2 separate regions of the Mus musculus genome follow, and region 1 is linked to region 2. The links are chromatin contacts, found by Hi-C or POLR2A ChIA-PET in ENCODE. All regions are on one chromosome and are shown on one strand. Each heading gives the region's core, a stretch centred on a gene start or an enhancer-like site at or near the end of the contact. The rest is flanking DNA. Distances are from core to core; before and after follow the strand shown. Region 1 holds the start of Tmem201 (transmembrane protein 201). Region 2 holds the start of Ctnnbip1 (catenin beta interacting protein 1).

Region 1 (7,045 bases), core at 3,350-5,849, 220 kb after region 2:
CCCCAAGTGGAAAATGGAACACAGGAGACTGCGGCACCAGCTGTGGCTGCAGGGTTGGAGATGTGCTCTGCTGGGGTGCCTGCGTTTGGTATTCCTGGGTAATTAACCACTTGCTTTGTGGTAATTTGTACATCTTTTATAGGCCTCTTTGTAATTATGCACGAGGCGTGCCTCACAGCAAGCAGTGTGCACTCTCATCTGCCCTGAGTCTGAGGCAAAGCACCCACCTGCCCTGGGGCTCCTTAGCCCTGGGTCTATTTGATGGGAAAGGTCGTTTCTGGGCTTGCTCAGAGACCAAAGACAAGCAAGCAGGGGCTGTTGCTCTGGAGTGGCAAGTCTGCCAGGAAGCCCAGCCCACCTAGGAAGCCATCATTTCCACACTGGGTCTCCAGCTCCGTTGCTAGGGAAATGGCTCCTGGCCTGATCTGGAAGTGGAAGGCGGGGGATTCATCCTCCCCCGAGGCCAGAGGCTAATTTCTGCCAGGGTGGATGCTTGGTGGTGGGGGTGTTCTTTTATGGCCAGAACAGCCACTGTCTGCCTTGGCTAGGTGGGATCCCTGCCCCAGAAGCTACCTCCTTCACAGACAGCCCCAAGAGGGACGTGGGCAGGAGCAGCGGGGCGGCTGGCCAGAATCTCAGATCTTCTAGCACCAACCAGCTGCTGTACCATGTAACCAAAGAAAGGGGGGATGGACATGCAAAGAGCCCCAGCAGCCACTTCATACACTTCAACACTGTCCCAGGGCAGACTGGGCAGTCCTGGCCTCAGAACTCACCCAGTTTTGTTTCAGGGACGGTCCTCGCAGCTTCCCTGGCAAACTCCTTGGTCCACTTTTCTCCCTCAAGCCAACAATCCCAATTCTATGACAAATCACATTTGGGGACTACAGTGGAGGTGATTAGACAGCATGTTGTTTTAACAAAAGAGAAGGTGACTCAGCAGAGGCCAGCACCTTGGTCCATGACCAAGCCTAGGTCATATTCATCGCCATGGGTGGGTGAGGGACCTGGAAGCCATCTCTCCAACTGGTCACTGTCATGTTCTACTCTTGGGATGCTGAAGGGAACCCAAGGGAGCCTCCATAGATTGATCCTTCGAAGGGGCCAGGGGCAACTGCATGCCTGGTATCCCCTCCATGAGATCTGAACGCACACAGCAGGAAACAGGAACACGTGTCTCTGGTGATGTTTTCTCCATCAGCCTAGGACACTTAGGAAAAGCAAAACCCCTGCCCCACACCTCAGCATAGGTAGCTACTTCAAATTCTTTGGCCCAGGAACCAATCAGGGCCCATGTTACGTCACACAGGAGACACTGGGTGGGCTTAGTTCGTGGGGTGCTGAGTCTGTGGGGGACCAATGTGCCTATCTCTTCCTAAGGAGCCTGACGGCCAAGCTTAGTTTCCTGGGTCCAGGGAAAGCTCAGCCTCACAGGATGCTCCGTCTCTGCTCTTCCAAGTATGACCTCATCTAGGAGGAAGAGTACACCCCGGGCTTCAATGGTAGCAGCAGGGCTGAGTGCAACTCTGCACAGCCTGGACCAAGGAGATCCCATCTCCAGCTTAATCTCAAAGCAGCAATGTTATCCACAGCAGCAGAGAACCCCCAAACTGACCCCTCAGGGGACACAGCCAGCCCTGGACGGACACATGCCCATCCATCACACACACTCAGTCCATCAAGAACCATGCAAAGCTTTCAGAGAGGACATCTGAGCAAAATGCACCGCCTGACTGTGACACAAGAACCACAATTCACAGGAGTGGCAGGGAACAGATGCCATTAGGGCTGGCCACCAACATGCAGGGCATATGCTGCCACCCAGAAACAGGTGCCCTCAGCAGCAGGGTAGAAGGCAAGAGAGGACCAACTAAAATGCACACATCAAGTGGCCACTCAACGGAGCAGGCAGCTCAGACCAGCGAGTGCTGAGGTGAGCTTAGACAAAGGAGTACCCACCAGAGGGCCTCTGAGTGCTGGGACAGGCTCTGCGCTACACCTGAGAGAGGGTATACATATGTATCCTCATCTCCAAACGCAGAAACTATGATCTCAATAAACACAGATGCCACAGGCTGTGAAAGTGGGACAGTGATGGGTGCTAAAACCCAAAGTGCAGTGTGCAAAGGGACATCTTGTCACACAGGAGTGGCAGCATGAAGAGTAGTGGATGCACAGGAGTGGGATGTGGGACCTCTACCCCAGACCCCAAGGTCCGGGGCAGCCACTCTGGCTGGTGTGGCAGTGTGGGTGTGAAACAGGGCTCCTCCACCTACAGCTGGTGATGCAGAGCATCCCTCCAGGCTCTGTTTTCCCAGCTGCGAAATGGACAGAATAGCAGCACCTGCCTCATTGGAGCAGCTCCTGAATGACAGGTGCTCTGTGCATGTCACCTGCACAGGAATGGCAGCTGCTCTCATTCTTACAGTAACTGGGACAAGAAAACTCCATGGGTAAGGTGGCGGGGTGGCTGGCTTTGGGCTCTAGATAACTTCTCTGCAACCACTTTGGCCAGTTTTAAAACTCAGGAAGGGCTGACCTGAACGCAGAAACATTTTCTTCACACGGCTCCCAAAGCCTGGCCCTATGCCATCTCTGTGATTAGCTTGAAAACACCCACTCCCCTAAAGGCTTTCCAAAACCAAGTTCCTGCAGGCCCTCCTCTGGCATATTCAACCCCCATTCTTCACCACAGCTGATTCCTGCCTGCCACAGCTTCCCCTCCAGGGAAGGGGAAAGAAAGCTGCAGCCTCTTGCTAAGTGAGGCTTGCTTCAGAACTGTGAGAGGCCAATTCACCTGCACATGAAACCCAGACCTCATAAAGACAGTCACCCGAGACCCCGTGCTCTGACCAATCAGCAGCAGTAGTCCAAACATGGTCCAAACCTTCACAGTCTGGTGTCAGTATGAAAAAAGCATGAAGGGGTTTTTGGCTGCTCCTGAAAGAAATAACACGTCCCACCGGGCGTGGTGGTGCACGCCTTTAATCCCAGCACTTGGGAGGCAGAGGAGGTGGATTTCTGAGTTCGAGGCCAGCCTGGTCTACAGAGGGAGTTCCAGGACAGCCAGGGCTACACAGAGAAACCCTGTCTCGAAAAAAACAAGCAAGCAAACAAACAAACAAAAAAAACAACAACAAAAAGAAATACATGTCCCACACACACCTCACCAAGAACTCAGATTCCTGTCTCTAGCAGAGGCAAGGCATTCGTTGGCAGGACAGGAAGGGTGACAGGCAGCCAGTCCTGGCCACAACAAGTCCCACTCTGCTCTTTTGGCCAAATGCCCTGAGCTGGCAGAGGCAGCCAGGAGATGCCTGGCTTTTGGGACAAGCTCTGCTTGGCACATGAACAGACTGCCCAGGCTCCCCTAGGCCCAGGTAACGAGGGACTGCTTTGGGTTGGCTGATCTTAAGCGGTCCCTCTGACTCCCAAAAACTGGGTGGGAACAAGACAGGAAGCTTGGGTTGAGATCTAGAGTCAGGCACTCTCTCAGCCCCCCGGGATGTGGCCCCCTCTTTCAAACACAGCTGACATCCATCCCCTCCTTAGGTGCCGCTGACTCACCTACCTCTAACAACTTTTGCCTGCCCTCTCCTGCAGAAGAAATGCAGGGTTAAGGAGGGCGACCTATCACCCTGATTGCCAGTTCAAACCATAGCTCCTTGTCATCCAGCGACTAGGGTCAAGTCCCGAGCACTGCACATCCCCGGCTGTCCCAAAGAGGCTCCCACGAATGCGTGTATGTTCCTATCCTCGGGAAATGTGATCAGGTGAGCTATTCCTTCACGCTGCTGGAGAAACGACTCCATTCTGGGGTTTGACCACGGCAAGCTTGGAGTACTGGGGTCTGCGTGGTCTCTGAGCCATGACAGGCCAGGGTATTGATCCCAAAGCCCATCCGTGACATGTGTCCAAGGAGTACAGCGTACACCTCTGAGTGGACAAGTTCCTTAAATGTGTGGAGCGCAGGCTCCTGCCTCAGGCTGCTACTGCTCACACGTGCCTTCTAAGTACTCAGCTCCAAGGCTTCTCCGGGGGAAAGCTTACGCGAGGAATGTTATTGCTATCGCATACAGACCATCAAGCGCCAGCTCTCATCCTCCTAACCGATGGGCGGCAGAGGCCCAGCAGGGCAGTCCAGCCAGGAGCACGGGCCTCGAAGGGAGGAGCAAGCAGCAGCCCCCTCCCCCAGCCACGGTCGGCGGCTGCTCCCCGACGAGGCTTTTAGGGGGTGAGGGCAAAGGCGGTGGCGGAGAATGCGTCCCGCATTCGCGAGCAGGCCTGGTCCGCCCCTAGGACTCCGCCGTGGCCTCGCGGGGGCGGGGCGGCGGCCCGGGCCGCGTGCAGCGGGGCGCGCACTCACCTCCGCGCAATCCGGTAGAGCACCACGCCGGCGGCAGCGCACGCCGTGACCCCGAGGCCGCCCGCCAGGCCGGCGGTGGGGCAGCTAGCCAGCAGCGCGCTCACTCCCTCCATGGCTTCCGGGCCGAGTCGGTGGGCAAGGGGCGCGGGCCGCAAAAGAGACTCCCAGCGGCCCGCGCGCTCCAGCTCGCGCCGTGACCTTCGCCGCTTTGTAGCCGGCGCGAGCCCGCCCCTTGACTCGGCGCGCTCCCGCCGCGCAGCCAATCGCGGCGCGGGGCGAGCCTGAGTGGGCGGGGCGCCTACGGAAGCCCTCGGCACTGGCTCGGACGCGCCCCCCAGCGTCCACAGTTGCAAAGCCACTCTCTAGAGCTGGAAGGAGTCCCGCCTGCGCCTGCAGCCTGCGCACGCATGCATTTGCAGGTCCTAGTGCTGCTACCTTAACGCTAATCCTTGCCAATGCTTTCTCCACTTAGTCCTGCTTTCCTGGCGTTGGGCTAAAGTCGGTCTGTGCCGCTTCAGACGCCACAGTGGTTGAAAATTAGCTTGCACAAACACAAACGTCCAAAGACGGAAACGAGGTTAAATAATCACAGGATAGCATGTTTCGGAACATAATGCAGCCATTAGAGTGAATGGCTAAGGTGTGTGTGTGTGTGGGGGGGGATTGGTCCTGAAGGGATTATCCTTTTTTTTTTCTTTAGTCGAATGTAGATGATTTTCATAGTTGCCAAGTTTGATGAAGTCTGTGCACTTCAAATAGATTACCTCGGGGAGTGAGATGGAGGGAAGAGCCACTTACAGGCGTGCTTCAGCATTTACGTGAGCTAAATTAGGGATCAAGAAAAACTCACTGAGGCTTGGTGATGCACGCCTTTAATCCCTGTGGAGGTAGGCGGATTTTTGTAAATTTGAGGTCAGCTTGGACTACACAGTGAGTTCCAGGTCATCAGGCAATCCATGGGCTAGTAGGTAGGTCCTGTCCTAAAACAAAACAAAATAAAACAAAACATCTCTAGCAAGAAATATTTATACCAGGTTGGGCAGATGTTGTGGCACAAGCCTTTGATTTCTTTAAAAAAAAAAAGGTCAAAAAATTATGGGGCATGGTGGTGCACACCTTTAATCTCAGTACTTGGGAGGCAGAGGAAGGCAGATCTCTGTAAGTTCAAGGCCACCCTGGTCTACAGAGCAAGTTCCAGGACAGACAGGACTCTGATACACAGAAAAACCGTGTTTTGAAAAACAAAACAAAAACAAAACAAAAACAAAAATCTAAAAAAAGTTTATCTCTAATTACATACTATGTTTCTGTAGAATACCCCACCAACACACACACACACAATTTTATGAGTGTCTCTTTTTTTTTAAAGATTTATTTATTTATTATATGTAAGTACACTGTAGCTGTCTTCAGACACTCCAGAAGAGGGCATCAAATCTCATTACGGATAGTTGTGAGCCACCATGTGGTTGCTGGGATTTGAACTCAGGACCTTCAGGAAGAGCAGTCGGGTGTTCTTACCTGCTGAGCCATCTCATCAGCCCCTATGAGTGTCTTTAAGATCAAGTTCTCTGTGGGCAATGATGGCTTGAGGGTCACTGTAATAATCTCTCGCTTTTGTTGGCAGCTCACCTGTCCACATGTCACCAGTCAGGAAGGAAGGAGCAGGTTGTGTGCAGGGAATCAATGTAAAAGCCTGGAAGGTGTCGCTTGTACATCAGAGACAAGACCTTTCCCATCCTCCTTTTGCTTTCTATTAGCTCTGAGTGTGCCTAGAGTGCACTGGCTCACACAATGCATGGCCACGCCCACACATCATTCACTTTCTGGATCGGATGCCTTGAGTTCCAGGAAAGGTCTCCAGCAGATAGCTGTTGTCTAAGAGCTTCCTGAACATCACTCACACCATCTTAGGCACCGCATGACTATTGGCATCTCTAAGTCTTAGGCAAAGGGAAGGAAAAATGATTTCAGATCCAGATTTCAGACTCAGAACTCATCCAAGTCCCATGTGTTTAGGTTTTGGTGTCCAGCTGGCGAAGTTCCTGGAAGGTGACACAGGTAGAAACTTTAAAACTAAATAACACAAAACCACCAAAACAGAAAATCTCACCTTTTATGATGCCTGGTACCTACTGAAGCCAGAGAAGTTATTGGGTCCGCCCTAGAACTGGAGGCTGATGGTTCTCAGTCATCTTGTGGGGTTCAGAACTTGAACCCATATCCTCTAGAAGGAAAGCCAGTGTTCTTAACATATGAGCCATTTTTCTAGCCCCAAGTGGTAAAAACTTAAGAGGCAAGGCCTAGTCGTTAGTCACTGGGGTTGTCTTGCAGGGGACTGTGGGAGTTTAGTCTCTCATTTCTGCTTCTAGGACACTAGATGGCTTTGCTGTGCTGTATACCTGATATCATGAGCTGTGTCTCCAGAGGCCCCCAAACAATGGCTCAATCAATCATGGACTAGAACTACTCACTCAGCTAAAGCAAACCTCTCCACCTTTTAGACTGACCACCTCAGGCATTAGCTACCAGCCTTGAGTTAGAACATTCACCACGCTTTATGGCTTCCTGGCTCTCCTTAATTCATGCATCCAGTGGGTGGGACACACATTCCTGTAGGCCAGCCGAGTCATTGAAAGGTGGCCATGTACAGTTGGCCTCACTGCTGACAAGGCTGCC
Region 2 (7,133 bases), core at 3,841-6,340:
CTGTGTCAGGCTCAGAAGACTACAGGTGTGAGCCACCATGCTCATCTCTGTTTACTATAATTTTTGCTAGTTAATAAGTTGTTATGACTAAATTTTATTATTTAACTTGTTTGTTTGTCTGCATATATATATATATATATACATATATACACATACATACATATATATACATACATATATATACACACACATATATACACACATATATACATATATGTGCATATACATATATACACACACACATATATGTATTATATGTGTGTATACATACACATATGTGTATATGTGTATATACACATATATGTATGTGTGTATATATATGTATGTATATATATTAATTTTGGTTTCTTGAAACAGGGTTTCTCAAAACAAGGTTTCTCTGGGTAGTCTTGGCTGTCATGAAACTAGCTCTGCAGACCAGGCTGGTCTCAAACTCACAGATACCCACCTGTCTTTGCCTTTCAAATGCTCCCAGTCACTACTGGGTACATTTAAATTGTTTTTAGCAAATCCAACACTACCAACAGTGCATTTAAATTTTTTAAAAAAGATTTATTTATTTTATGTATACAAGTACACTGTAGTTGTCTTTAGACACACCAGAAGAAGGTATCAGATCACATTGCAGATGGTTATGAACCACTATGTGGCAGCTGGGAATTGAACTCAGGACTTTTGGAAGAGCAGTCGGTGCTTTTAACCGCTGAGCCATCTCTCCAAGCCCTTTAAATTTTTTTAAAAACTGGTTTACCCGCTCCTTTTGTGGCACTGGGGTCAGACTCAGTGCTTGTCCATGCTAGGCAAGCACATGGCCTCAGAGGTACATCTCAGCCTATGTTTATGTTACTTTCTTGTCTACTTAAGGAAGGGCTTATTTTAATGTGTGGCTGAAGAGTCCACCCTGATGGGGAGGCCCGACAGTGGGGCTGGGGGGCGGCTGCTCACATCACAGCTGCCGGCAGGAAGCCGAGAGATGGATGCTGGTGTCCAGCTTGCTTTCTCCTTTTTATGAGCCTGGGAATGCAACCCGTGGGGTAATGCTGCCCACATTTAATTCACCTCATCTAGTTAATAGCGTGTAGACATGCCCACAGATGTGTCTCCAGGGTGAGTTTAGGCCCTGTCATATTGACAGTTAATATTAACCATCACTGTCAGAGTCTAGCATTCTTGTTCTGCTTCGGAGTTTGTTTTGAGCTATGTAATGGCGGTGCCCATCCTGGCACTGGGCTTGTGTCCTTCCTGCTCCTCAAGAGAGACTGTCAGAACTGACAAATGTCCCTTACTTCCTAGGCATAGGGTGGAGCCAGAGATAACCTAAAGTAATTCTGCTGCCTAGAAATGCCCATTGCCCAACTCTGAACTCCTGGGGTCACTCCGAGGCTGACTTGTGTTGATAAATTTACTGTAATTTTGAACCCTAAACACATAGAGAGATGGCTCGTGGTTAGGAGCACTGGCTGTTCTTGCAGAGGATCAGGGTTGGGTTCCCAGCACCCACATGGCAGTCATTTGTAGTTTCAGTTCCAAGGGGCCCAGTGCCCTCTTTTGAGATCTGAGGGCACCACATGCACATGGTGATTAGACACACAGTCAGGCCAACACTCAGACACACAGTCAGGCCAACACTCAGACACACAGTCAGGCCAACACTCAGACACACAGTCAGGCCAACACTCAGACACACAGTCAGGCCAACACTCAGACACATAAAACCAAATAATTAAAACTAAAAAATACATATGAAAACTTGGGAAAACTCAGAAGTAGCCATTCTTTCTCTCCAGCACATGTAGTCTTCTGCATTTCCTTCCCGCTCGGTCCTTAAGCATCTTTATGAGAACATAATCCACACTCTTCCATCTCGACTAGCAAGCAACACCAACAGTTTTTATTGATTTGCGTAAACATGAGTATTTCTAGAAAAACACTGTGATCGTGTGCTTCTGCATCTGTGTGTTCGCTGGGAAACCTGAAGGCCCCACTGGGAAGCTGTAGTCCTGGCAAATATTTGAGCCTTTGCTCCAGGCACAGTGCCTTCGGGACACTGTTGGAGATCCAGTCATGAGTAAGGCATATGCAAGGCCTTCGAGGATTCATAATCCTCATGGCAGCTCACCACCATGTCACTCAGGTATGACTAAGGTGCAGTTTGTGGAATCAAGAGTACTGAGCAGCCCGGCAGTGGTGGCGCAGGTCTTTAATCCCAGCACTTGGGAGGCAGAGGCAGGCAGATTTCACTTTGATGTGACTGTGAGGCCTGGCCTACATAGTGAGTTCCAGGGCAGCCAGGGTTATACAGAGAAACCCTGTCTCGAAAAAACCGGAAAAAAAAAAAAGGAACAATCTGAGCATTTCAGATATAAGGGTAATGTTTTAAAATGTCTATGGCGAGAGGCGGGGTGGTTGGTAGTTGAATCCTCAGCACCCACATAAAAGCTTGTAATCAAAGAGCTGAGTAGGCAGAGCCCTGGGGCTTGCCAGTCTCGCTGGTCTACTCTTAATTAATTAAAAGAATATTTTTAACATGTTTGAATGGAGGTACTCTGTGTGGATGGATAATGCTGCTTCCAGAAGCTGTAAGTCTTCAGTGGAGGTGTGAGCCTCTCTCTGTGAACTGGTGGCCAGGGAGCCACGGAGGCTTCAAAACAATGGAGGCGCCATTGCGTGGTACTGCTCTTGATCACCTACCTGCTGCCTTGCTGAAGACACCACACACTAGGGATGCTGCACACAGTCACATCAAAGTGAAACCAAGGCAGCGGCTTTCTGCCTTGTGGCTAGCAAAGTGTCACAAGGTGCTTGCTATGCAGGCTGCTGCTTGATGAGAGAACTCATCAAGAGGCTGGCGAGCTGGCTCAGTGGTTAAGAACACCAGCTGCTCTTCCAGAGGACCAGTTCCCAGCACCCATGTGGCAGCTCACAACTGTCTGTAACTCCAGTTCCAGGGGGTCCAACACCCTCACACATGAAGGCAAGACACCAATACATATGAAATAAAGATAAATAAGTCATTAAAGGAAATAAAAAAACCCAGGAAGTGTTCCTCAGCTTCAGGACTAATGAGAGAAACTAACTTACTCAAAAAAACAAACACAAACAAACAAAAACAAAAAAAAAACCAAAAAAATAGAATAAGGCAAAAAGAAAACCAGAAGATACTAGACTTTGACTTTTGACCTCCACACAGATGTACACATACAAACAACATGCACACATTTAACTGTTGTGTAGCAGTTCCCTCCAAGATGAAAACCTTCTGTCTTTGAAGGAAGGTCCTTTAAACACAGATGTTAAAGGGAAGACAAAGGGACTGTATTTTTTTAAGGAAGATAAAACATTCCATCCTATAGCTAAACTTACTAAACTCAGGAGGTAAACAATTCAGTGGCTTCAGGAAGTTCCTGAAATTGACCAGATTCACTAGCCCCCTTCCTTTCCAAGCAATAAAGCCGACTGAACTACCTAGAAGAGGCATGGACCAACCAAGCTACAGGGCAAGGACATTTTCCAACCTGCTGTGCTACCTATGGACTGTGCAGTGTGTTTCAGGTTCCCAGCTTTTGTCACTCATGCTAGGGTGGACTTTGGTGACACAATCGTCTTTGAGTCATTTCTGTTCTTGTAACTTCACCCATACTCCTATAAGTCACACCAATAAAATTCATAGGTTTACCAAGTTGGATTTTGGTAGAGTTTTGGTCTGCAGTTGGCTCCCTGTCTGAGGTGAGTAGATGTTTGCTCTCCCCAGGCATAGTCATATAACAACAACACACAAGAGTTTACAAGCTGGGTATGATGGCGCACGCCTTTAATCCCAGCACTTGGGAGGCAGAGCCAGGCAGATTTCTGAGTTCGAGGCCAGCCTGGTCTACAGAGTGAGTTCCAGGACAGCCAGAGCTACACAGAGAAACCCTGTCTTGAAAAAAACAAACAAACAAACAAAAAAACAAAAACAAACAAAAAAAAAAACAAACACAGTTTACTGTATTTTTAAGGTTTTAGTTTTTGTCATTTAAAATTCTATTTTTACTATGGAATGCTTCACAGATCTGTGTGTCATCCTTGTGCCAGGCCCATGCTGATCTCTGTATTGTTTCAATTTTAGTATGTATGCTACCGGAATGAGTACCATTTTTAGTTTTTAAATTTATTTATTCAATTGATTTTTATGTGTGGATGCCTGTTGTATGTATACCATGGGTAGGTGCCCATGGACACTAGCAGAGAGTATACTCAGCTAAGAGCTCTTGCTGCTTCTGTAGAGGACCAGAGTTCAGTTCCCAGCCCCACATGGTTGCTCGCAACTGTCTGTAATTCGTTTCAGGGAATCCATGCCAAGGCATTAGACATACATGTGGCACACATACAAACATGGAGGCACACACATAAATTTTTCAAAAATAAATTGGAAATGATACCACTCTTAAGCATTCATGTGCCTTTAAACTAAAAGCAATTTGCCGAAAATGAACAATTTTCCCCTTTCAACCTCTCCAGATACAGCAAGACTGCCGGTAGAAAGATTTTAATCACAGAGGCCCTGGGCACTCTGGATTTCACAGACCCCAGGCTAGGCCCCAAATTCAAGAGCAGACCTAACTGTTCCAAGATACCACGCCCACGCCACTAAATAGTCTGCAACCTCTTCCATTTCATTCTTTCTGGGGTTCTGGGTCAAGTGGCCTCAGTGAAAATTCTACCCTATATGACCCCTCACTCTAGCCTCGCCTGCTCCTCCCCTGGGTTCTCAGTACAGACAGAGCCCCTACCCACCCACCGCGAGACCCCGCCCACGAGCCTCTGGTCCCGCCCTCAACCAGAGATGACCAATGAGTTGTCCTTCTCGTGTTGAGGCTCAGGGTTCCGCCCTCCAGCAAGCAGCCCGCCCCAAAGGTGTGTTAACCAATGCCTGTTCCTTTCCCGCTCTAGGGGCTCCACCCCTTCAGGCCCCGCCCCTCAGGGTACCTCCCTCTGGGGCGTGGTCGGCGCCGCGCCTCCGCCGCGCGCGCGGAGCCTGATGCCGCCCCCCTCCGCCGGTCCCTCCTCCGGCAGCCTGGCGCCTCCCTCCCTCCCGGCCGCGGTGACTCACGGAGAGGCGGAGGCTGAGGCGGCCGCTCCTGGTGCTGCTGCCGCCGCCGCGGCTGCTTCTCCGGCTGAGCGCGCCCCGGAACAGGCCGCCGCGCTCCGGACCCGCAGCCCCCGGCGCCGCGCGTTCGGGCGGCCCAGGTAAGCGCGAGGCCGGGCCGCGACCGCAGCATGGGGGCCGGCGCTGCGCCGGGACGCGGGGGAGCCGCCGGCCCTTTGTCTCCCGGGGAGGGGCCGCGGAAGGCACCTTCGACCCCGCAGAGACCCACCGGGCCGGCTCCGCTGGCGCGGCGCCCTGGGCCTGGACCCGTCGTCCCCACCACACCCGGCGCTGCTACCTCCCGCCGCAGACCACCCTGCTGCCTTCCTCCCTTTCTCTTGGGGGTCTCCTCCACAGGTGTCCCAGTTGCTCACCCCTCTGGGCCCGCGTGCTTGTCATCGTCTGTCCACCCTCCTGGTCCCATTGCCCTGTCTCTTCCTCACCTTACCGCACCTCTTTCCCAGCATCCTGACTCTCCATGTTTCCCTTCCTAGATGCTGCCAAGGTCTGTCTGTCCGCCCAGCTGCCCTTCCTCCCTTTCTAGTTTAAATGCACCGTCCGCTCCCCTGATTCCACCTCTCCTTGGTGTTTTTGGAAGGTACATGTGAGAGACACATGTCTCACCTTCGCAGGGCACTTGGGAACGTGAGCCTGCAGATTAACCACTCGGACCTCCAAATTGCATGTATCCCCTCCTTTTTGCCACCCCTATCAAGGTTGCACTTCCCTTTTCCGTGAGCCTGGAGCTCTGGACACTTTACCTGCAGAGGCCCTGCAGCCTTTGCATGCTTCTGTGTATGGAACTTGACTTAGGAGTAACTCTGCCGGTTAGCTCATGGGAAGGCCCAAGGGGATCAAGAGTTTTATGAATAATGAGACGTGCGGCTTGCAGCACTTTCTATCTGAGGATCTAACTATGCTCTAGCTGTTAATTATTCTGTCTCCTGTCACTTACAGATCCAAAGGAAGTGTGCCTAGATAACTGCTGGGTAAACTGAGGCACAGAGTATGTTGCTGTGGGATCTGGAGGCAAGTCAGTTTGTCTTGAGATTTAGTTCTCAAGTGGCTTCTGGCTTCTTGGCTTCTGGCTCGCTCCTACCACCACCAGGCTCTTGTTCCTGGCTGGAAACCCTGTGATAACTGATCTCTGCTGCCATGAAGGTGTCTGGAGACGCCAGCACTTCCTTGGATTCAAAGCAGGACTTTGAATCACAAATAAAGGTGCCAACTGTTCAGTGCCAGTGTGTCACTCATGGCTTCCTGGTAGAGCCAGTGTGGTCCATGAGGACAGACAGAAGTTACCTCTGTGAGATGGAGATCCATTCATGCCTTCCATGCTCTGGGGCTTAAACAGTCCTTGCCTTCTGGGAGATGGCAACCAAGGAAGGAAAGAGCACAGATAATAACTGAGTAAAGAAATAAGTGGCTGAAACCATTAGGTGCTATGAAGGGGCCAGAACACTAGGAATCTATGGAACAAGAGGTCATCCTGACCCTCTCGAAAAGGGGAAAGGAAGGAAGAGTCTAGGTGAGAAGAATATATTGTGTAGGGTATGATACATTATCCAAAAGAGTTAGAAGCCATTAGAGTGAATTGAACAGAAAGATACTAATTAACACATGGTCTAGGTTTTAAAAGATTGTTCTGAGCAGGAAGGTAGTGGCACGTGCCTTTAATCCCAGCACTCGGGAGGCAGAAGCAGGCAGATCTCTGTGAGTTCGAGGCCAGCCCGGTCTACAGAACAAGTTCTAGGACAGCCTAAGTGACATAGAGAAATCCAGTCTCAAAAAAGAAAAATAATATAAGTGAACAAATGATTGTTCTGTCAGCCATGAAGAGACAGGGTTGTGGGGGAGGGGGCGTTGGAGGTGGAGGCAAAGGTGCTTGTCGACTGACCGCTGAGCTTGCCCAACTAGAGATGGTAATAGAAGGAAGGAAGTAGAATCAGTGTGTCCCCATTACTGGATGCAGGAAACTGGGAAGTAACACTCTGAGGAACAGCCT

What was found. A loop is a pair of places that touch in the nucleus more often than their neighbours do. ChIA-PET counts read pairs that join two places held with the same protein, here RNA polymerase II (POLR2A).
Region 1: a map of gastrocnemius shows a loop between it and region 2 (4-fold over the local background). The contact joins the promoter of Tmem201 here to the promoter of Ctnnbip1 in region 2. A Hi-C loop is called at or near these places in 1 of 37 maps with a recorded cell type or tissue (gastrocnemius). POLR2A ChIA-PET finds 5 or more read pairs at or near these places in 1 of 5 experiments (embryonic stem cell).

The regions. Positions count from the first base shown.
Region 1 is chr4:149,733,469-149,740,513 of GRCm38, forward strand. Tmem201 (transmembrane protein 201) reads right to left here and starts at 4,600. Exons shown (of 11, transcript NM_001284270.1): 1 at 4,367-4,600. The coding sequence starts at 4,479.
Region 2 is chr4:149,513,151-149,520,283 of GRCm38, forward strand. It overlaps Ctnnbip1 (catenin beta interacting protein 1), which reads left to right and starts at 5,091. Exons shown (of 5, transcript NM_023465.4): 1 at 5,091-5,229. Gm24381 (a small nuclear RNA gene) reads right to left here and starts at 4,132; the gene lies at 4,029-4,132.